Regions from separate parts of the Homo sapiens genome. Here all the other regions are linked to region 3. The links are chromatin loops, found by intact Hi-C in ENCODE. Cell type or tissue: PC-9. All regions are shown on one strand. Region 1 overlaps LOC105379168 (a long non-coding RNA gene). Region 2 overlaps CCDC192 (coiled-coil domain containing 192). Region 3 overlaps CCDC192 (coiled-coil domain containing 192).

The links. A loop is a pair of places that touch in the nucleus more often than their neighbours do. Peaks named below come from ENCODE experiments on the same cell type or tissue, not always from the same donor. Only the 100,000 strongest peaks of a DNase experiment are listed, where the experiment ranks them.
Region 1: a loop joins it to region 3, with 25 times the contacts of the local background. A loop is called at or near these places in 6 of 110 quality-filtered maps.
Region 2: it touches region 3 in a loop (3-fold over the local background); 4 of 110 quality-filtered maps call a loop at or near these places.

Annotation. Positions count from the first base shown.
Region 1 is chr5:128,840,118-128,848,117 of GRCh38, forward strand. LOC105379168 (a long non-coding RNA gene) reads left to right here. Exons shown (of 7, transcript XR_001742460.1): 5 at 5,463-5,583. Among named protein-coding and RNA genes, the nearest start is that of SLC27A6, 120 kb to the right of the region's middle. In PC-9, CTCF peaks have their summits at 4,484 and 4,685; no DNase peak of the experiment used is centred here.
Region 2 is chr5:127,931,159-127,939,158 of GRCh38, forward strand. The region is part of intron 6 of CCDC192 (coiled-coil domain containing 192); the gene reads left to right. LOC124901059 (a long non-coding RNA gene) reads left to right here. Exons shown (of 3, transcript XR_007058925.1): 3 at 4,086-4,156. Among named protein-coding and RNA genes, the nearest start is that of SLC12A2-DT, 150 kb to the right of the region's middle. RefSeq lists an enhancer at 3,577-4,230. In PC-9, CTCF peaks have their summits at 4,054 and 4,253; DNase peaks (open chromatin) are centred at 3,853, 4,403 and 5,573; H3K27ac peaks cover 3,415 bases.
Region 3 is chr5:127,871,747-127,879,746 of GRCh38, forward strand. CCDC192 (coiled-coil domain containing 192) reads left to right here. Exons shown (of 7, transcript NM_001317938.2): 6 at 3,792-3,915. Among named protein-coding and RNA genes, the nearest start is that of CCDC192, 170 kb to the left of the region's middle. RefSeq lists enhancers at 4,151-4,200, 4,211-4,290. In PC-9, CTCF peaks have their summits at 3,955 (motif pointing right), 6,570 (motif pointing right) and 6,774; DNase peaks (open chromatin) are centred at 205 and 4,025; H3K27ac peaks cover 1,061 bases.

The sequences.
Region 1 (8,000 bases), 970 kb after region 3:
GTTCTATCTCAACAGACAAAACGAAGTTGAAGAGTTAGGGCTTCAGGAAATACAATATACAAAACTAGTTTAGAACATGCTCTTGGAGCTAATCACTAGGAAATCCAAGTTAGGGCACCCCCGTGGCACTTGAGCATTTACTCCAGCTCTGGGAATGCTGTGGAAAGAGAAATGGAAATCCAAGTACCAGCCACATTGGCTAGAAATCCAGGTCTCATGGGTATTTGCCTATCCAATTTATGAAGTTTTTTTGACTACAGAGCTTCAATTCAACTAAATATTTCTTGCAAGCCTTCAGTCTGCCAAGAACTGTGCTGTACACTATGGATACAAACATAACTGATGTACAGTTCAGACCTTCAAGGAGTTTTAACCTGGCAATGTAGCCTGATGTATGTACAAAGGCCCATAATACCAGGTGGAATGAACTCTAAAAGATATATGGATAAAATGGCATGAGAGTCTAAGAGAAAGCAGTTAATTGTGCTGAGAGTCAGAAGACAGGTGAATGCTGGTGAATTGGGATGACATGCAGAAGGAAAGAATCCAGCATGCATATAGACATGAATGAACTCTATGTGATTGATTCTGGATGTGGTAGTGGTCAGGCATAACCATAAATCAGGAAGCAAGAGGGAAAACCATAAGATGAAGTTAGGTGGGGGCTAGATTATCAAGAATATTGAATGTCATACTAAGTCACTGTATCTCTATACTGTAGATAATACAGAGTCATTAAAAGTTTTGTTTTTGAATAAGGGGTAAATGACATGATCTGATATTAATTTTACAAAGATGAATTTTAGAACAGGATGGGAGATAATGAAAGCAGAGAATCAAAGTAGAATGCATTTGTGATATAGTAAACAAGAAAAACTGGAGAAAACCCAAGCTGAGGAATATATTGGAGGTAGAATTGACAGGATTCTATCTGTAACCATTACATGTTTTGCAAGAAAAACTTGTGAATCATTACATGTGAGGTGAAAAGGATTGAGGGCCAGGGAAGTCTAGCTGACTCCAAGTTTTTTGCCTTGTGCAGGTGGGTTGATGCCTATGATACGTAGGAATAAGTGCACAAATGGAGAAGCCCATTTGGGATGTAGGACACAACGTGTACCATACTGGGCATGTTGATTCTGAGGGTCCCTATAATTTAAGCAGAGGTAGTAGGCAACCTGGGTGAGGAGTTTAGGAGAGGATATGATTGGGCCTTTCACATAGAGTTGGGAGGCATCATTCTTATACAAGTAACAGATGAAGCATGGAAATAGGTAGTTTCTCTTAATTAAAAGTATAAAATAGAAGCAAAGCAGATTAAAAAATTTGAATATATCTGTTTCAAGCAGTGGTTCTCAACATGTGGGCCTCTTAGACTAGCAGCATCAGAATCAAAATGCAAATTATCAGGCCCTACCCGAGACTTAGTGAACCAGAAACTTTTGGTTGGAATCTAGCAACCTATGTTCCAGGTGCTTCTGATGTACCCTAAAGTTTACTATATTGGGAGAAAAATAGGAACCATTAAAGAAAAAGTCTGAGAAATAGGCAGGAGTGTGATGTCACAGACTCATTCACAGACATAATTTCAGGTATGGTCAGGGTCAGATACTGCAGAAATTTCAAGTGTTGAACGGACTGATTCAACTATGCATTGGAAACATTACAAGGGTAATTTTCCATTAAAAATTCAGGAGTAATAAGATCATAGCTGGTGGTGGTAGATTGAAGTCAAGATAACAGAATGGAAATGTAGGCTACTTACTCAAGAAGATTTTTAAAGAGGTAAGATGTTTATGTGTTGATGACAATTTTTAAAGAATATGGGTGACCAAGGAAAGTTTGGGGATTTGTTTGAAGCAAAAAATTTGAATATGATCTTGTGTTAAGGGAAAGTAGGATAATAATTGATGAAACAAGGTTCTGAAGGAGTAATTGGATAGAAGAGGATGGGATGAAGATCACATACTGAGAGACTAGAGAAATGGTGGAGGCAGGCCTCCTTTTGAAAAAGGAGATGAGACTTAGAAAACATAAGGTTAAGTTTGTAGCGGGAAAGGAGACAACTTGAGGGAGTTCATGCCAACAAAACTGTTCCCAAGGAAGCAACAGGAGAGGCCATTTTCTTTGAGTGAGAGCTGGCAAGACTAGGAGAACTTGAGAGTGGTCATGGTTTGAAAAAGTTCTGTGGGAGTGGGAACATTGGAGGGAGCCCAATGACCTGTCAACCCCAAAAGGCCTCAGTTTCCTCTTCTTGCTCAGTTCTTAGGTTTTTGTACATTTCTCAAGATGTAATATGTCAACATATTCTTAATGCCCCACCTTGTGGCCTGGCAGAAAGTAAGGTATTTATTTTTCTTGAGAAACTCACCCAACTCTGGCACAGTTTTGATATCAAACTCAGGTCAGCTGAGTGGATAACACCAGCACTCAACTGGCTCAATTCACACCAGCCAACCTAATTAAGAAGAAACTAAAGACTGTTGTTTGTGGGCTTAAAAAGACAAACTAATGGGGTGAATTAATTAATTTTGAGGATCAAACGTTCGGAAATAATGATAATAATGCATGAGTGTTACGATTTGCATTTATCCTGCAGATAAGTTTTCTGGTATTTGCACAGGCATGAAATGAATTAGGTAAATGCATTTTCCAGATCTTCCCATTGTTTTAAAGCATATAATAGCATTTCAATTTATATAGTCTAGACTTGTTATCTCATACTGCTATTAAGCCATCAAACTCACAGAATTTCCCAAGCCACAGATTTCCCTTTTGGCCATTTTCACTCACCAGTTCTGTCCCAACAAACAAAGTGTACATTACTCATAGATTTGAGACATGAGTAGAGAGTGAAGTTAATATTGTTGGATGACTCTACAAATATGAAAAAGAATTATATTCTATTTATTAATTTCTTAGAAGTAATCCAGGCTACCATTTGTAAATGCTCCAAATAACTGAGGTCTTTGACCAGAGATAGCTTAACTTTTGGGAACTTGCTCTTTCAGCCCTATTACAGACAGAAGTCTGGAGGACCAAATCATTCAGTTAGAAAAGGAAACTTCTCAGAAAGCATATGCTCCTCTTTACTTCCAGTCATTAAAAAAGATCCCCCAGCTTTCAAGTTCATGAATAGAATCTGGAAAGCGAAAATATCAGATGGTTAGATGTGCCTATTAGTGCATCTCCTAAAGCCTAATCAAAAACTAAGATGGTTGTGGGCATGAATAAAATGTGGAAAGATTTGGGAAGTGGTGAAGGGCATAACAATGGAGTAGACAGGATATGTGCTTTGAATTTACCTCATGGAATTAAGGAGCTTGCAGAAATCAATCATTGTTCCTATTTAATTGAATTCCTTTTTAATTGAGTATCTAGAATAAGTACTGAATAACTATCTGCATATGAACTTCTACTTGGAGTAAAAAGTCAAAGTTTTTGCCTTTAATTTTATGTTGTAAAGTTTTTCTTATTTCTGTAATATTTTCTGTTCCAAGTATTAAATTTATTATAGGTTAAAAAACACTTTTTTGTAGAACTAGGAATGGTGAAAATCTTTGTTCACTGGAGACTTACTATCTTTAAATTGTAAAATCCCCCAAACTACTTAACAATACCAATAGTAAAAATTCCCAAATGCCAACATTTATTTTATTCTTTGTCTTCTGCTTCTAAATCCAATATCTGTGATTGTATACAGAATGTTTCCCTCAAAAATACCTTTATAACAATTTCTTTGGGATGAAAAGAGAGCTATAAGGTTTAACTGAAGTAATAACATTTTTGAAATGAAAGATGCCACTCGGTTCATCATTTTATACAAACATATTCTTGTTATATCAAATTCAAACTACAAAAATATGGAAAGCTAATAGTGCAAGTTTTCCTTTACCTTTCCTTAAACATACTTCTGTCTGGAGGTCATCACTACATCAGTGAATGTTTCCTTCTAGAACCTTCCTTATGCATTAGTTTTCTTTGGTTTGATAATACTGTACTACAGAGAGTTGTAGGCTGCTCTCTCTGTGCCTAGAATACAGAAAAATAAAAAAAGATAAAATATTTAGATGGACCAGTAAAAATCTGAAGACAAGAAAGAGTTTCCAAAGCCCAAAAAATAATTGAAGCCTTAACATTTTATTACATAGCCTTATCAGTATCAGCTTAATGGTGCAAATATTTTGTACATTTGTGATCACTTACCACAAATACCACATAAATGAACAAACATATGTAATGTGCTCTTGGAATTTACATTCTATATGAAGACTTAATGTGTAGTGTCTTCAAAATTATGAATAAATAATTTTTGAAATAATGAAAAAATTCTAAGGCTTTTGAGAGACTATTGTGTCAGTAAATTGACCATTTAAATTTTCCAAGTGATGTCAGAATTAAAATTTGTGGAAGACTGCCCTCTAATGGATAAATAAGTATTTGATATGTTCTACAAAAAGAAAAAGGGTGCTTGAAAGACACACAAATCAAATTGCTATCCTAATGCTAGTATCTTATAGTGTCGTTTATGTTAGCATACATTTACAATAAAGCAGAGAGATTTTTTTGGAGTCCATACCATACCCTAACTGTTTATATTAAAGGTCATTCAGGGTCAATTTTTGCACAGCATAAAACATCCCTTTAATATGAATCTTGTATTTGTCTTCATGGGAATCATCATAAAACTTGGCAAAATCACCAGACAGCCTATATAATTATTGACAGTCCTGCAGAGATGGTGTCATTTCAAACACTGCCGATTATTTCTCACAGCTGAGAGTAAAAGTGGCAAATAATCCAATTACTTAAAGAAATAATTCAATACTATATGTTCTCTGCACCTAAAATACTTTTTAATGATCATCATACTAGGGTCTTCTTCATAGTTATGCAATGCAATTCTGTTCTTATCCCCGTTGTTGTTGAGCCCACCATCATAATATCTTACAAGCACACTACCAGTAAAGAGAGGAACAAATAGATATAAATGAGGTTGGAGTATGAGAATGGCAGAGTGAGACAAATGTTTAGACTTCAATGTTTCACACATTATGTAATATGTAAAATGACCCCTAGCTTAAAAAGAGGCTTTCTACTCTCACTGTCCCTTACCCTTAACTTATAAATGAAACTATTTTTTCCTTGGTAAATTGAGAAAAGTTCAATCCACCTTTGTGATGTTCTGTTTCAAAAGTCACTTAAACTCCCTTCCTTTATTCTTTATCTTTACAAGTGGGACAATGATGTTTGTCCTCTACTTGACCTCAAATATTGTGATAAAAAGAGATATTCTGTTTGCTTTTGACCACTAAACTCTGGCCATGAGTTCCTTGAGAACAGGGGCTGAGGCATCTCATCATTCTATGCCTGTTTTAGTGCAGTGCTTAGAGTGTTATAGACCATCTAAATATTTAGCGAGTTAATGAACATCCACCTTAGTATCTCTATTGGTTTTCTAGGGCTGCCTTAGTAAAGTACAGAGGTGAAGTGGAGCAAGATGGCAGAATAGCAAGCTCCTTTGATGGCCATCCGCACAAATGTCTACACAGAAAAAGCACCTTCACAAGAACCAAAAATCAGGTGAGCACTCATAGTACCTGGTTTTAACTTCATATCACTGAAAGATGCTCTGCAGATAGAAAAAACAGTCCTGAATTGGTGATGCCACCCCTCCCCCACCCCGCCAGCAGCTGTATGGTGCAGAGAGCATCTCTGGATGCTGGGAGAGTGAGAACACAGCAATTGTGAGGCACTGAACTCAGTGTTGTTCTGTTACAGCAGAAAGAAAAATCAGAGCTAACTCAGGTGACGCCCACCCACAGAGGGATAATTAACAGCAGCCCTAGCCAGAAGGGAATCGTGGATCCCAGTGGTCTCAACTTGAGTGCCTGCAAACCTTGCCACCAAGAGCTATAGCACATTGTGTCTCCAACTAAACTTGAAAGGCTAGGCCATAAGGACTGCAACTCTAGGGCAAGTCCTAGTGCTGAACTAGGACCAGAGACAGTGAACTGGGGGTGCATGCGACATACTGCGACACCAGCTGGGGCAGTCAAGGGAGTGTTGGCATCATTCCTCCTTTAATCCCAGGCTGCATAGCTTGTGGCTCCAAAAGAGACCCCTTCCTTTCACTTCAGGAGAGGAGTGGGAAGAGTTGGGAGGACTTTTTCTTACATCTAGGATACCAGGTCAGCCATAGCAGGATAGGGCATCAATCAGAGTTGTGAGGCCGACGTTCGAGGCCCAGCTCCCAGGTGACATTTCTAGACACACTCTGGGCCAGAAGGGAAGGGCCCTGTCCTGGGAGTATTCATCGCCTGCTAACTGCATCTTGTGGTTTGAATGCCAGCTTAGCAGCAGCACAATAGAACACAAGGTGGACTTCTAAGTGTTTTGACTCTAGTCCCTGACTCCCAGACAGCACTGCTGGACCCATCCAGGGCCTGGGGGACCTCTCCATCCTGAAGGGAAGGACACAAACCTGGCTGGCTTTGCCACCTGCTGATTGTAGAGCCCCAGGGCCTTGAGTAAACATAGGCAGTAGTCAGGGAGTGGTTACAGCAGGCCTTGGGTGACACCCAGTGCTGTGCTGGCTTCAGGTTTGACCCAGCACAGTCATAGTAATGGTGGTCACAGGGGTGCTTGTGTCACTCCACCCCCAGCTTTAGGTGGCTCAGAACAGAGAAAAAGTCGCTGTATGTTTGGGAGAAAGTAAAAAAACAGAACAAGAGTTTGTGCCTGATAATCCAGATCATCAAGGTGGTACCTCTATGAGTCTGCAAGAACCACAGTGTTAGTGGGCTTGGGTGCCCCCTAAAGTAGATAAAGCTTAGATTATAACACTCGAGTCCTTCTGAATATCTAGAAAGTCTCCCTAAGAAGGACAGCTACAAATCAGCCCTGACAGTGAAGACTACAATAAATGCCTAACTCTTCTATGCCCAGACACTGAAGAACATCTGCTAGCATCAAAGCCATCCAGGAAAACATGGCCTCACCAAATGAACTAAATAATGCATTAGGGACCAATCCTGGAGAAACAGAGTTATGTGACATTTAAGTCACATAATTCAAAACAGCTGTTTTGAGGAAACTCAAAGAAATTCAAGATAACCTAGAGAAGGAATTCAGAACTCTATCAGATAAGTTTAACAAAGACATTAAAATAATTATAAAGAATTAAAAATTCTGGAGCTGAAAAATGCAATTGGCTTACTGAAGAATGCATCAGAGTTCTTTACAGCAGAATTGATCAAGTAGAAGAAAGAATTAGCGAACTTGAAGACAGGCTATTTGAAAATACACAGCCAGAGGAGATGGAAGAAAAAAGAATAAAAAATCAAAACAAAGCACACCTACGGGATCTGGAAAATAGCCTCAAAAGCGCAAATCTAAGAGTTACTGGCCTCAAAAAGGAGGCAGAGAAAGAGTTAGGGGTAGAAAAATTATTCAAAGGGATAATAATAGAGAGCTTCTAAAATCTAAAGAAAGATATCAATATCCAAATACAAGAAAGTTGTAGAAGACCAAGTGGATGTAACCCAAAAAGACTACTGCAAGGCATTTAATAATCAAACTCCCAAAGGTCAAGGATAAAGAAAAAATCCTAAAAGTAGGAAGAGAAAATAAACAAGTAATGTATAATGGAGAGCCAAAGCATCTGGCAGGAGACTTTTTAGTGAAAACCGTACAGGCCAGAAAGAGAGTGATATGGCATATTTAATGCTGAAAAAAAAATAACTTTTACCCTAGAATGGTATAACTGGTAAAAATATTCTTAAAATATGAAGTCTTATCCTTGATTAAGACTTTCCCAGACAAACAAAAGCTGAGAGATTTCATCAATGCCAGGCCTGTCGTACAAGAAATGTTAAGGAGATTACTTCAATCAGAAAGAAAAGAACATTAATGAGCAATAAATAATCACCTGAAAGTGCGAAACTCACTGGTAAATAGTAAATACACAGAAAAACAGAATATTATAACACTGTAACTTT
Region 2 (8,000 bases), 59 kb after region 3:
ACCCAAAGTCCAATCTCTTCCTTCCTCTCCCTCTGGCTCATCCTCTCTTTCCCACCCCTACCCATAGGAAGGAAAAGAGAGTCTAAGGAAATAGATCTATTCATCCACTGAAACAGAAATGGAAGCAAAAACAGAAACAAACCCCTGAACACTCATCATTTTTTCTGTATGTTCTGGAGATAATTTAGCCAAATTGGAACTGGCAAGATATTGTTGGGATGTAAGCTAATTAAAGCAGCGGGGCTGGGTTGCAAGGACCATGGATGCATTCAATCAGCTAGTAACATTTAAAGGCAAAGCTTTGTCAAGTAGCCAGCACAATAGATGTGCTCTCCCTCCTCCAGCTGTGCATATTGCAGCCTTGTCAAGAATAGGCTTGCCTGGTGATTTCTGGCCTACCTGTTAGGATTTAGCCAAATCTTGGTTCACCATAAATCTTGCAGGTCAGCAGAAATTCACTTGTAGAAACCTGGCTGATCATCAGATTTCCTTGGGAAGCTCTGTAAAAATATAGATTCCCAGGCACCCTTCTAGAGTCACTCAAGCAGAATTTCAAGGATGAGATCTTGGATTCTCCATATTAACAGAGATTTCCCAGTGCCAGACTTGGGGAACAATTTTTACAGCTTATAGAAATCTAAATCCTAGATTGGGAAGACATCTAGGGGATCAATTTTTCTAACTTTCTGTTTTCTATCAAAAAAGAAAGTAGGCTGGGCACGGTGGCTCACACCTGTAATCCCAGCACTTTGGGAGGCCGAGGCAGGTGGATCACGAGGTCAGGAGATCGAGACCATCCTGGCCAACATGGCGAAACCCTGTTTCTACTAAAATACAAAAAAAAAATTAGCCGGGAGTGGTGGTGCGCACCTGTAGTCCCACCTACTTGGGAGGCTGAGGCAGGGGAATCGCTTGAACCTGGGAGGCAGAGGTTGCAGTGATCCGAGATCGTGCCACTGCGCTCCAGCCTGGGCAACAGAGTGAGACTCCGTCTCAAAAAAAAAAAAAAAAAGTAAACTCAGTGATATTACATGCAATGACAACAGTTTGTTGTGGGTTTTTTGAGACAAAGTTTCACTCTTGTTGCACAGGCTGGAGTGCAATGGCACGATCTTGGCTCACTGCAACCTCTGCCTTTCAAGTTCAAGTGATACTCCCACCTCAGCCTCCCAACTAGCTGGGACTACAGGCATGCGCCACCACGCCCGGCTAATTTTGTATTTTTAGTAGAGACAGGGTTTCTCCATGTTGGTCAGGCTGGTCTCGAACTCCCAACTTCAGGTGATCCTCCCACTTCGGCCTCCTAAAGTGCTGGGATTACAGGCATGAGCCACCATGCCCGGCCACCAGTTTATTTTTTCTAATGCAGTAGTGAAAGCATTATTTGAAGAAAAAAATACTCCTGGGGAGGGAATCTAGGATATTGTTGTATCCACCCTAAAGATACAGCAATTGTAACCTTCGGGCTGATGCTTTCTTAGGTGATTTGTGTTATATATGCACTTAACTTTCATTTATTTATTCACTTGACAAATGACCATCACTACAATCCATGCACTATTTTGGGCACAGGGGATACAGTACTGAACAAAACAATAAAAAAGCTCTGCTTTCATGGAGCTTTCATTCCACGAGGGGAGAGTGACTGCAAACAAGATAAAAACCAGATCTAGAATAGTCAGATACAGCATGTCAGTAAAAACAAGGCAGAAAACATGGATGTGAAGTGTTCAGCAATGGGGCTTGGGTTGAAATTGTAGGTAAGATGGCCAGGGAAGGCTTCACTGTGTGAAGGTGACTTTGGAGGGTTGAAGACCTGAAGGAACTGAGAGAGCTAGCCATGTATGCCTCAGGTATACAATTGTGCAGGCAGAGGAAATAGTAAATGCAAAGTCCCTGGGATAAGAACATGCCAGGCCTGGTAGAACAGCAGTGAGAATTGTGGAAATGTAGCAGAGGAAATGTTGCATTTACTCTGGAGAGGAGGAAGGAGGAATAGGTTACGTGCTATCGAAGTAAAGAGGTCCCAGATCACATAGGGCCTTGAAGATCAGTGTGAGACTTTGGTCTGCATGAGACGAAAAGTCGCTGGAGGATTGTAGGCGAGAGTGTCAAGACCTGACTTATATTTTGATGGGACCTCTCTGTGCAGAGTTGAAACCAGCCTAAAGTAGCAGAAGCAGGGTGACCAGAGAAGAAGCTATTGCGATACTTAAATACTAGGCGAGAGGGAATTACCACTTAAATAAATGATGAGCATGGGCACTGGAGTGAGTATATGCCTCAGACTGAGCATAAGAAGTAAGATAGGAATCTGTATTTCTCTTGGTCTGCTTAACTCCCACACACCTCTCACCGTGAGAGCATCTAATTGCCACATGAGTGATGCGAGTGGTTAGAGACAAGTGTTTTTCATTCATTCTACGTGTTCACTAAACCATAAACAAGTCCTAGAAGTGTCTTCATCAGCCAGGCCCCTCACTCTGGTCTGGAGACTGGTGGAGTACTAGGGTCTGAATGTTTGTGGTCCTCCAAAATATGTATGTTGACATCCAATCCCCAGTGGGTTGCTATTAAAAGGTAAGGTCTTTAGGAGGTGACAAGGTCATGAGGGCAGAGCCCTCATGAATGGGAGTAATGCTTTATAAAAGAATCTTGAGGGAGCCTATTGGCTTTTCCACCATATAAGGACACAGCTGGGAGGCACCATCTATGAGGAATGGGTCCTTACTAGACAATGAACGTGCCGGCACTTTGATCGTCAACTTCCCAGTCTCCAGAACTATGAGAAATAAAATTCTGTTGTTTATAAACTAAGGCATCCTAAGCAGACTGAGATATGCAGGCACCACAACTTCTCAAGGCCCAGATGAGCAGTAGGCAACAACTGCTTCCTACATGGTCTCTCTTGCCTCTTGTTTTCCTTTTCACTGGGTGTTCTACAGGCTCTCTGATCCACTGCTCTCAGGAGCACTACCCCATGTCATTCAGGCTGCAGCCCTTCCATCATGATCTCAACTAAGTATTTGTTCCCTTCTAAGTCACTTACTAAAACAGACAGATCTTCTTAAACTCTCAGGTTTGGGCCTGTTGCTAGGTGAAAACATATATTCTCTCCACTGTGCCATTACATCTCGAATTTTTCCTCTAAAATATAACTATTATAAGACTGATCTTCATTATATTATCAAAAGTTTCTAGCTAATTTTATATACTACATTTTAATTCTTTTTAGTGACCAAACCTCTTTGCCAACCAATTGTATTCTTATAATGCTGCTTGTTTTTTCCAAATCAATTAACACGTGCCTACTTCAGATGGATCCTAAATGTTGACAGCTTTAGTGGAAGGAAATTGAAGTACCTTTGAAGTCAGTCACTTGGCACTATAGATTGGTCTCTTTACAAGTAAAAACATTAAAAGGGGAGGACAGATGAAACTTCAAGACATAGGACTAATTTGATTTTCAAAAAGAAAAATATTTGTACTACAATACAAAAAAAATAAGTGAATCATTTATTTCAGAGAATAGCCATTTGCAAACGTTCACTGTAAAAATCTAGAGGATAGAAAACCTAAAAAGTTTTGTTTAGGTTTGTCAATTTAAGTGGGAGGGATATATTTCTAAAGAATATGTCCTAAAGCTGTGCCAAGTATGTGCAAGTCCAAGTATGGCAAGAGATGACCCTGGACTCTGTGGTGGTTGCAGACAAATAATACATAACTTTCAAAACCAGCCCCATAGTGAGTCAGAGTAGTGGGCATTTGTACAGAGGAGGAAGCTGACATTGTCTTTTAATCCAAACAGCAATCCTGGGTGGCTCTGGTGGAATGAGGTATTTAATCACCTCACCGGTGATCCTTGTTGGGTCTTTCTTGTTGAGTAAATACTTGGCAGCCTTAGTCATTAGCTTGAAAGGCAGAGGGAAAAGTAAACCTTCATGAGTGAGTACCCAGCTGAGGTGTTTGTTTAGGCTAATCCCAAATGCCCTTTAGGGCCTAACTCAGTGCTGCCCCTCCCCTACTTCACTGTGAAGCTGCAGCTGTGGAGCCAACATTTTATCTTATTTATTCTCTATGTGCAGGTTCCCAAACATAATTATTGGATGAATGAATGAACAAGAAGATGACTATGGAGGATACTTGGGATCTGGCTAGCAACAAGTATATTTCCCATTGTTAGAGGTAGTTGGGTCAGAAATTAGATCAGTGCTTCTCAGCATTTCTCTGTTCAATGCATACTTTTTGGTGGCACCCATAAAGAAATCAAAAGGGGAATATCCCTTTTTAGCAAGAAGTATTTAGAAAATCTAAAAGAACTCTTCCTCCTATTCATTGGGTCACTTTTCAGCCCTGCATCACTGTTTACAGAAAAGTGTTAACATCTTGGACTCGTGAAGCAATGTTTTCACACATTCTAGGTATGTTGACCTAATATGAAACCACTCCTTCTTGCTCTGATTAGCAACAAGTGATGCCCCACTGTTTTCCCAGTCTATGTATGGCAGTGTTCCCTCTGTCAGGTCTCTCTGTGACAGTGTACAGCTGCAGTGATCACAAAATTCAGATTTTTAACTCATTGATTACAATTGGCAGCCAACCTCTGAAGAGCTGGAGGGACACCAGTGACTGAGAGCCACTTGCTTAGAAAATTATCAAAGAGAGGCCAGGCACGGTGGCTCATACCTGTAATCACAGCACTTTGGGAGGCCGAGGCAGGTGGATCACCTGAGGTTGGGAGTTCGAGACCACCCTGGTCAACATGGAGAAATCCCGTCTCTACTAAAAATACAAAATTATCCGAGTGTGGTGGCTCATGCCTGTAATCCCAGCTACTCAAGAGGCTGAGGCAGGAGAATCGCTTGAACCCGGGAGGCAGAGGTTGTGGTGAGCCAAGATCGCACCATCGCACTCCAGCCTGGGCAACAAGAGCGAAACTCCGTTTCAAAAAAAGAAAAGAAAAGAAAAAAAATTATCAAAGAGATGTTACAGAAATAATTCCTATACTGGTAGCAGATGAGGCTAGATCACCCCAAAAATGTAGTCAACGCTCAGTCTTTTAAGGTACTCCTTCAACTACAGTCACCTCTATTGTTATCTATTTAGTTATTATTAGTCATTTTTGATGTAACTTTCACATGTCACTTTTCTCAGAGCATAAAGGTTTTGAGGGTATGAAGAACAGGAAGCTGGAAATGGCCAAAGGCAAGGTCATATTTTCTTCTGGGCCTTTGGTCTTTCAAGGCTGACATAGAAAAGTGAGTACAGCCTGGGTCAGCCGAAGGCAGAATGCTGGGACTGCCTCTCCTCTCACTAAATCTTTCTAACCCTGCCCAATTCCCACCGGCCATCCCCTATAGTCTTTTTGCGAGAACTGTACACCATCATTCTCAGTCCTGACTTACATCTATTTTAAGTCATAGAAGAAAGAGGGAAAATGATGAAGAATGATGTATGACTGTAAAAACCCCTTCAGTAGTGGCGAAAGTGATGAGTTTATACCCTCACTGTTGCTAATCAGGTTTTTCCTCCGTCTCACATAGAAGAGCCTTTCTTGTTGCAATCTCTGGGTTTCCTGGATCCTGTGGGTGTGGGGTTAAGGCTGAGAAAATCTGGTCAGATAACAGCACCTCCAGGCTTCCGGGAGACCCGCCTTGGCAAGACTGAGCTGCCAGCAGAAGCCTATGAGGGACCACAGGTGTGTGAAGTGTGGGACATGTAGAGCTGTCAGGACTTTGGGGACACACATCACTTCCTGTTACAGATGAGGGAGACTAGATGGGGGGAGAGGAGTGAGATGGTTAGTGGTAGATTCTAGAAAACTCACTGGGGTGGCCTTGGGCACTTTCCAATACAAATAGGACTTGAGGCTCTTGAAGTCCCCCACTTTGCTAAAGAGTTTTAAACACTTTTGTTAGTTGTAATGTATTTAGAAATGGAACAAAATATTTGTGTTTTATATGTGTAAAGAGACTAGTAGTAAAATATACTTGTATGAGAATTTTTTTAATTTTAGTATGTCTTTAGGTTGTCTATTAGTATTTTCATTTAATACATGAGAACAGTACAATGGGAATCCTCATGCCATCTCTCTTTTTTTCAGCATCTACTCTACCCCTTTTCTGACTGTCCTCTTCTTGTGCTATGGACTGAATTATGTCTCCATCAAAATTCCTGTGTTGAAGCCCTAGCCCCCGACTAGATGGCATTTGGAGATGGGGCCTGTGGGAAATAATTAGGCTTGGATGGGTTCATGAGAGTGGGCCTTTCATGATGCAGCCAGTGCCCTTATAAGAAGAGATATGAGAGAGGTTTTGGTCTCTCTCTTTCTGCCATGTGAGGACGCAGCATAAAGGTGGCCAGGAAGAGAGTCCTCACCAGAACCTGACCATCCTGACACCCTGATCTGAGACTTCCAGCCCCCAGAACTATAAAAAAGTTTCTTGTTTAAGCCACCCCATCTGTAGTACTTTGTGATAGCAGCCCAAGCTGCCTAGACACTTGCTTCTCCTCTCATTTTCTTTCCACCTTCTCCCTGTAATACTCTCTTCCAGAAGGGCGATGTGGTCCTAGTGACCGTGACTGCCTATGCAATGCCGCTTCGCCGCATTTTTGCTGCTGTATCATTAGAGCTGGGTGAACTCTACCTATACTGCATTGTCTAAAAACGTTTTGACCAGTTTGACCAGGGGTGACACTAAACTCCTTTCTTCATTGTACAAATCCGTTGAAAATAACTCATTCTAAAAGCAGAGGAAAAACTGAGGAGAGAAAAGATGGAAGGAGAAGTCAAAGAGGAAGAAGACGTCAGACAGGCACAGTGAGGTTCCAATGCACCCCCCTCCACCCCTGCCCCCTGCTGAGGCCCTGCATCCCCCACTGTTCACTGCTCCTCTCCTCAGCATCTTCCCTGGCCACTTTGCTGCCATTTTCCTTCTCCTACTCCTGATGAAACTCACTTCGACCCACCTGAATCAGTTTCTTATGTAGTTTAAGGAGTAGCTTAGGGACTGAGAGAAACATTACTGTCAGTCACGGATACAAAAGCCTGCTACCTGGGTACCTACACACCTGCTTAAGGTGGGGCAGCTTTGCTGTGGTAGTGCATTCAGGCAAGAAATCACCCATTCCCCAGCAAATAAAATTAATTGGCAGTCATCACTTTTTGCCAAACTTTGATTTCCATGACTCCATCCTCTGGGGTAACAGAAAAATAATCTGTGTGCCAATGCTTGAGGACCAGAGATCCTCCCTCTCAAACAATATCTGTGCAGGTTAACTAGAGCCATCTCCAGGTAACACATCCACCTGGGTTTCAGAGAGAGCTCATCTGGAAGGAAATGCTAGCCCAGCATTATCCAACAGAAATATAATGGGAGCCACAAATGCAAGCCATGTATTTTAAATTTTCTAGGAGCCACATTTTTAAAAACATAAAAATAAGTCAGTTAAATTATTTTAAAAATACATTTTCTTTAACACAATGTATTCTAAATATTATCATTTTAATGCATAAGCAATATAGAAAATTTGAAGTATTTAACATTTTTTAAACTAAATCTCCCAGTCAAATGTGTATTTTACATTAAAGCACATTTTTATTCAGACTAGCCACATTCCATTGCTTAATGGTCACATGTGACTAGTGACTACTGTATTGGACAGCACAGCTCCAGCCAAATGAAAGGAAAGGTGAGACCCTGGCACATCAGGAGATGAGGAAGGCCTCCTGCCATATGGACTCCCTCTCCTGGGCTGGAAAGCACAGGCATGAAAGGAAAGGTGAGAGCTTGGCACACCAGGAGATGAGGAAGGCCTCCTGCCATATGGACTCTCTCTCCTGGGCTGGAAAGCACAGGCTTATCGCAGAGGCAATGAACTAAATGCTTTTTTGAAATTTGAGCTGTTTTCCCGTTGCTTGTTAACTTATGAAAGGCACTCAAACCAACATCTTTTTTTTTTTTTTTTTTTTTTTTTGAGATGGAGTCTCACTCTGTCGC
Region 3 (8,000 bases):
CTTGGAATAATGCAAGCCATTCAGCAATATGATACGAATAGATATTTCCTTTTCAAAACATTGCACAAATACATGATTTCCTCCCTCTTTCCACCCGGTAGGAGAAGTAGGAAAAGAGCACGGTAATAGGAATTTACCTCCAAGCTATAAAGCCTTCCTATCCTTTCAGTAATCACCAAAGAGAGTTCCTAGTTACTAAGGAGACCATAATAGACTGCATTAGATTCAAGTATGACATTTGGGTTGCCTGGCTAGTGAACGCCAAACAGCAAGGAAAATATTATTGTTGCTGAAATCATTTGATGTCTATGACTAATAAAAAACATGTTGGCAAATTGAATTGTTTGAAATGCCCAAAGGGCTTGGTTAAAGCTATGAATTAATAGCAAAGAGCAGTTCTTTCTGGAGAAAAGAAAAAAAAAGATGAAGATGTTGAACTATTTTTAAATGTATCTGAGTAATCAAAAGGTCTCAACAGAAATGTTAGACAGCCAATCTAAGTCTTTTATCCAATTTTTAATTTAAATTTCATTTTCTCCTCCCTTATAGCTAAATAATAAAGTGATATTTTGGTTCACATTATCCTTGAATTCTAAGGGACGCACAGGCTTTGTTAACCTTCTTATCTAGCTTCTCACAAATACCAGAATTATCTTTAAAGTATACCAACTGTACCAACCCTGGAGGCTTTGAGGGCTGAGATGTCCATTTACTCATGTGCTGTGCCCCTCGGGGAGCTGGAGAAAGCCAGAAGTGGAAAGAGTTGAGGGAAGCCCAACTTCCAGTGACCTCTCAACCCAAGTCCCACAGGTCACCAAGGGCCTGCCTGAAGATGTCCATCCAGTCCCTGCTTGATCTTTCCCAGAGCAGGAGGTCTTTGCCAGGATGCATCCTATCCTGTTCTGGATGCAGCTCTGATTGTGTGGAGGGCTCTTTCTCATGTTGTGCCAACATCTGCCTCCTCATGGTTTCTACCCATTGTTCTTCATGTTATCTTGAGAACAACATTGTTTGACTCAGCTTCCTCTCCTTTTGAATAGTCCCTTAGGTAACTAAAGTCAACTGCATGACTGCCCTGTATGCTGTAATGTCTTCTCCAAACTAAATAGTCTCAATTTCTTTCTCAGATTATAAGGTAAATATACAAATATATAATAGTAAGAAGAGACAGAACATATAATCACCATAAAAGACAGACAGCAAAGTGGTCTGGTAATTGAATATTTTTTTAAAAAGAGTTAAAATTTGTACCTAGAAAGGTGAAATTCTTAACTGATATTGAGAACCCCTGTGTCTGTCCACTGAGTTCCTGCATTCTATCCATCAAATTATTCCATCAAAATGAAAATGTAGCTTGGTAAGACTTTTTCTTAGTGACAGACACCATGCCAGCTCCTAGTGACTGTTCATTAATTCTCACCTCACTGCATTTATTTTTTCTTGTGTTTATTTACTGTCAATGCATACTTTGAGAAAAGTTTCTGGAAAAATACATATCTGCATATGAATAGTTGTGACATGATTTGAGAATTTGAATACCATTTATTAAGAATTAAGGGAGGGGCAATGTAAGGAAGATAAATCTTCAGTTCTTTCTCCCCCTAATATCTTATAATGAAAAATTGCAAACATACAAAAAAGTTGAAATAATTATATAGTAAACACCCATATAACTCAAAAACTAGATTCTATAGTGAATATTTTACTATCTTCGGTTTAACACGTATCTATTGTTTCTCTATCAAACTGTCTTATTTATGCATTTCAGTGCAACTTGCTCTCATCAGCACACCTAGTCCTTAACATTTCAGCACACATATTATTGTTAGTTCTTTTTGGACACTTTCTAGCACTCCCTTCACAATCTCTCTTGCCTCATTTTCCCTCATTCTCTCCACTTTCTCAATTTTCATTTCTGTGCCCTTCCTCCTACTCTATATCTCCAAAGTTCTAAATTGTAAAAAGAAAGTGTAGAAATTTGAGCATGGAACAGTATTGAAGTGGAAAAGGTCAATGGTTACCATCCAGGACCTCACAAGGTGCTGTCACCACAGGCCTGGGATAGATGAGATCCTCATGAACAAGTTGATCCAAACCAACTCACCAGAGACAGAGGTATATATTAAAATGCCAACTTAATAATTGAAAAACACAGCTGTCCAGCTGTCAAATACCCAGACATATTTCTTGGTCAGCTTGGTCTCTCCTGAATTAATCTACATGACAGGCCAAATTATGAAGGCTTTCAGTGAATGGAGGCTCAGAAGAAGGGAATTCATTAGAAGGTCTTCATGACTTGGAGGCAGAGACTATCAGCCTTCATGTTTCAACAGCTGGCCAGCATCGTGTCTGACACCCAGAGGATGCATTCTAATAATTAGTGCCACCTCTTTACAAGTACTGCCATGAAAACCAGGCCTCTGTGTTGTGGCTCACGGTACCTCTCACCTGGATTGTGCTGGCTGAACCCTGCCTAATTCTACCCTCTAACTCCCCTTAAAGAAGTTCCATGACTACCATTCTCCTTCGAGTAACACATTTCTTTTAGCCATGTTCATGCCATTAACTAAGCTTTAGTGAAGTGCTGATCTTCCTGTTTGGGGTCTAGAAGATAACCTGATCTGGGTGACCTCCCAAAGGTTTAGATCTCATAAATCATCCAGATGATGTATGTAGTTGTACTGGCAACAAAGCAAAAAGTGAAATGAGGGGTCTTTGAAATGAGAGGCCTGTTTCTATTTAAGACCATTTTTGATAAATTGATTTTACTGGTGTTACTCTCAAAGAGGAGAGTGGTTCCCTACTGCCTGAGTATAGTGCCTTCAGAGGCCAGGGAAGAATATGATCTTACCTAGTGAGCAAAAACCATCCCTTCCCTATCTCAAGATTTATGTCTGATAAGAAATGTTAGTAGATTATTTTCCCGGCTTCCTAATTACCAGCCCACAAAGACTTGGCAAGGTGAGCTCTTCAGTGGAAAGGTAGCTATACAAAAGCAACACGAAAGCGCAAATGCAACACCTTTCACAACAGACAGCTTCTCCAAAGTTGCAGATAAATCCAATTTTAATGAATCAAATCTACTCTGAAACCCTAAAAGGAACTTTCGAGTCATGAAGTCTCGAGGTGAATCCTTTGATTATGTAACAAGTTCCTAATGCAGTTCTCCCAAAGATTTCGATCTCATAAATCAAATTATTTTAGAGTAAGGCATTCCTGTTCATTACTGCTTAAAAACCATTCTTATGCTTGACGCTTTCTTACCCTTGACACTTTCCCTGTATGGATCCCATACTAAATATCAGAAAACACCAGCGTTTGGTGGTCGTATCACACTTTAGAGTGTATTTGAAAGCAAACCATTATGGTGTTGAGGGGGAAATGACTTAGAATCAAGGCTCTATTTCATATGAGTCTACTTACAGATGGGAAAAAAAATCTGATACTAGTAGGCATTAGTACCTCGGTGGCAAATGCCAACTGGCAAGTAGAGTTCTTCTAACTGCCTCTATTATAAGCAACAGGGTTCTGACCCAGGTAAAAACTCTTCAACAGTGTAAAAGATACTATGATGAAGAGAGTGGGCTTTTTTTTGTTGAGGGTTCAAACACTCTGACAGGAGCACATACACTGTTTCACAAACCTCAAACAGGACTCAATCTAGATAAACAGGGAGTGTTTCATCTAAGCAGGCTTCAAAGGCAGTGTTTGTTCAGACATCATTCATTCCTTTTATTTCTTTGATGCGTCTGTCCCTAGTGATGGAAACTCTTATTTTTTTTTTTTTTAAGAAACTAAAGCATGAAAAGAAAGTGAAAAAACTACAGACTGATTTGGCAACAGCTAATGCCATCACAGTTCTGGAACTCAATGAGAAGATAAAGACTCTATATGAAGGAAAGCCAGCCCCTAGAGGTCAGTATTACCACGTGACAGATCCACACTGGCCCGTCAGCTGGGTGATGTATGTAGTTGTATTGGCAACGAAGCAAAAAAAACGAGGCTACAGGCCTGGTCTGACCTCTGTGTGGCACCAGTAGAGACAGCACATGAACTACTAACTCCAGGCTGGATTCACTTTCACCTTGAGAGGGGCAGGGAATGAATAAGCGGTTTGCTCGTTAAGGGAAAGTCTGTGAGGCTGAAGAGCTAGACTGAAATAGATCTGAGAAGTGTCACTGCACAAGCTGGGTGGTAGCAGGGGGAGGGCAGGGCGTAAGAAGGAAGGCAGGTGCCTGCAGGGACTGAGCTCTGGAGTGAGACAGAGCTGTCTGAAAGCACAGGCTGACAGACTAGGGCACAGGGAAGAGAACAGAATTTTTTTTTTTTTTTTTTTTTTACCAATAGGCAAATGAACCAGAAACAAGCAGAGAAGGCTGGCTGGAGATGAAATGTGGGTAGTTCAGAAAATTGTTAATAGCCACATTGGTTCTGACTTTTTAAAAAAAGACTTCTCCAGCTAACAAATTATAAACACACCATTAGGCAACAAACAAGCAAACAACAAACAAAAAAACTCCAAATCTCAGACTGTAATTTTAGCAAGAATACTAGTTAACAATTAATACAGTGCTATGGGCCAGGTATTTTGCTAAGCATTCCATGTCTATTTAATTCTAAGAATAACCTCTAAGGTAAGTACATTTAAGAATTCCCTAAGAATAAGCAGAGGCTTAGAGATGTGTGTTACCTTGCCACTGCACAAGCAACACTTGGAGAGTCACCCTCTAGAGCAGCCGCTGACCATACCCTAGTGTGCCTTTCCCAGCTTTGGGAGACTCAGGGCATTCCCTCTGCTATGTCACAGTAATATCAAACTTCACTCCTGCCTGGTGAATCTCTTGCAAAGCTGTGGTTCCTGGGAAAAATGTCTTCCTTTGATGTGTGCCACTCTTGCAAAGCCAGGAACATGCCATCGTTCTTACTCTGGCTTTCTTTATTACTCATGAGTAATTGTGGAAAAAGAGGAGCAATGCAGAATCAAATGGAGGAGGAGGAAGCAGGCGATGTGGTAGTTTCAGAAAGGGAGACACTCCCAGCACCTGACTACATGGTAAAGCTTTTCATGTGAATTTGATATTCATTTTCAATTTCGTATAGTGCTTTCCCAGGATTCAAATGCCATGTAACATTGTGAACTTGAAACAGTTTTTTCTTTCAATGAAACAACATAAAGGCAGTTTGTAAATTTGCTTTTACCACCATGAAACCTAAAAGAATAAAATCCGTCACAGAATATTATCCATTTAAAAGTCCTTATTCTGAGGCATTAGCCAGATTTTCCACTGGTTTCATTAGAAGAAACTGACAATGATTGTAGAGCACATTGGAGAAAGTTCCCCAGCTCGCTTACGAGAAGCTTTCAACTTTTCAATTGCGTTTTAAACCCGGTGCAAAAATATATATATATAATCGCAAGGTCTCTAATTCTTATTAGTTTCATTTTTTTCAATATTATTTACTGTATAATGACAATTTTGTTTCTTGGATATTTTGATAGGGCAAAATTTAAATAATACTGAGGGACTAGAACTCTAATGGCTTGGGATAGGGAAGAAAACATTAAATCTTACCCTTTTTTTGCCCATTATTCTCTTTATTTTTGTGGATTTTTTTTTTAAACTACCTGTATAGAAAAACATGGGTATTTATGAACAGATGCAAATTTAAAATTTAAATAAAGCCAGTCATTGTAAGATCCATTATGGATCAAAACAGTGATTTTCTTTTGGAGCTACATGTTGCTTCTCTTATTTGGTGGGGAAACTAAGTCAGTCGACTGACATCTAGCACTAAGATCCTAAATCAAATATTTGCACATTCTTGCTCTTCCACAGGCCCCTTGCAGCCTCACCCACATTCAATAGTCCGGGAGGTTGTCAAGGCCATTGTTGTCCCAGAATAATATTAACTGGCATTCTCAGAAATCTGGTCACCTTGGCCTCTGAATTCACTTCAGAATAAAGTGTGAAAAGATGTCCAGTAACTTTAATACACAATGACCCCTATTTAATCACAGGACAATGAGGGCTGGCCCACCCCCCCACACACATATTTCTGGACCTAGAACACCACCACTCCCCTGATTATCTTGTAAAATGTTTGTTTTGGGTTCTCAGACCTCTGTTTGCAAATGAAAGATGCTCCAGTCATAACAGCTTAAGGAGAAAGGGTGATTTACCGGCACATGTAAACAAACCAAGAGAGAGCATTGCACTAGCCTTGGAGTAAGATGGATTCCAGTCTAAAGTACCATCAGGAAACACTGTGTCACTCATCTCTGCTTCTCTCTAAAGATGGATTCCAGTCTAAAGTACCATCAGGAAACGGTGTCACTCACCTCTGCTTCTCTCTGCATTGAGACTTGATTCTCTCAGGCTAGACTTCAGAAGAGAATGGAAATATGGCCACAAGCAGCTATGGGCTGCCCTCCTTATCATATAATCTCCAGGGAAGAAAGAAAGCATTTTTCCACTAACTCTAGTTGGAAAGTGCAAGAAAGAACTCAGTCCTAGCTTAGGTTGGGTACCCATCTGTGGATATGAACCAATCTTTGTGGCCAGGGCTGAGGAAATAAGGTTGAACAAACTGTGGTCATGTCCCCACCACTGGGTGGCAGGGTAGAGGGAGTAAATGTGGGGAAGGAGAATGCTCCAGCTGGCAGCTCCTACGAAAAGCACAGAGCTGGATTAGGAGAAATCCACTTTCTTAAAGGAATATCTCATTACTGGAAAGGAGTGATAGGCAAAACCAATATCTCCTAGCCAGGCATGGTGATGCATCCCTGTAATCCCAGCTACTTGGGAGGCTGAGGCATGAGAATTGCTTGAACCTGGGAGGCAGAGGTTGCAGTGAGCTGAGATCGTGCCACTGCACTCCAGTCTTGGTGAAAGAGCAAGACTCTGTCTCAAAAAATAAAATGAAATTGCCTTGGCGATGCGGGCTCTTTTTTGGTTCCATATGAACTTTAAAGTAGTTTTTTCCAATTCTGTGAAGAAAGTCATTGGTAGCTTGATGGGGATGGCATTGAATCTGTAAATTACCTTGGGCAGTATGGCCATTTTCATGATATTGATTCTTCCTACCCATGAGCATGGAATGTTCTTCCATTTGTTTGTATCCTCTTTTATTTCCTTGAGCAGTGGTTTGTAGTTCTCCTTGAAGAGGTCCTTCACATCCCTTGTAAGTAGGATTCCTAGGTATTTTATTCTCTTTGAAGCAATTGTGAATGGGAGTTCACTCATGATTTGGCTCTCTGTTTGTCTGTTGTTGGTGTATAAGAATGCTTGTGATTTTTGTACATTGATTTTGTATCCTGAGACTTTGCTGAAGTTGCTTATCAGCTTAAGGAGATTTTGGGCTGAGACAATGGGGTTTTCTAGAGCAATCCTAAGCCAAAAGAACAAAGCTGGAGGCATCACACTACCTGACTTCAAACTATACTACAAGGCTACAGTAACCAAAACAGCATGGTACTGGTACCAAAACAGAGATATAGATCAATGGAACAGAACAGAGCCCTCAGAAGTAACACCGCATATCTACAACTATCTGATCTTTGACAAACCTGAGAAAAACAAGCAATGGGGAAAGGATTCCCTATTTAATAAATGGTGCTGGGAAAACTGGCTAGCCATATGTAGAAAGCTGAAACTGGATCCCTTCCTTACACCTTATACAAAAATCAATTCAAGATGGATTAAAGACTTAAACATTAGACCTAAAACCATAAAAACCCTAGAAGAAAACCTAGGCATTACCATTCAGGACATAGGCACGGGCAAGGACTTCATGTCTAAAACACCAAAAGCAATGGCAACAAAAGACAAAATTGACAAATGGGATCTAATTAAACTAAAGAGCTTCTGCACAGCAAAAGAAACTACCATCAGAGTGAACAGGCAACCTACAAAATGGGAGAAAATTTTCGCAACCTACTCATCTGACAAAGGGCTAATATCCAGAATCTACAATGAACTCAAACAAATTTACAAGAAAAA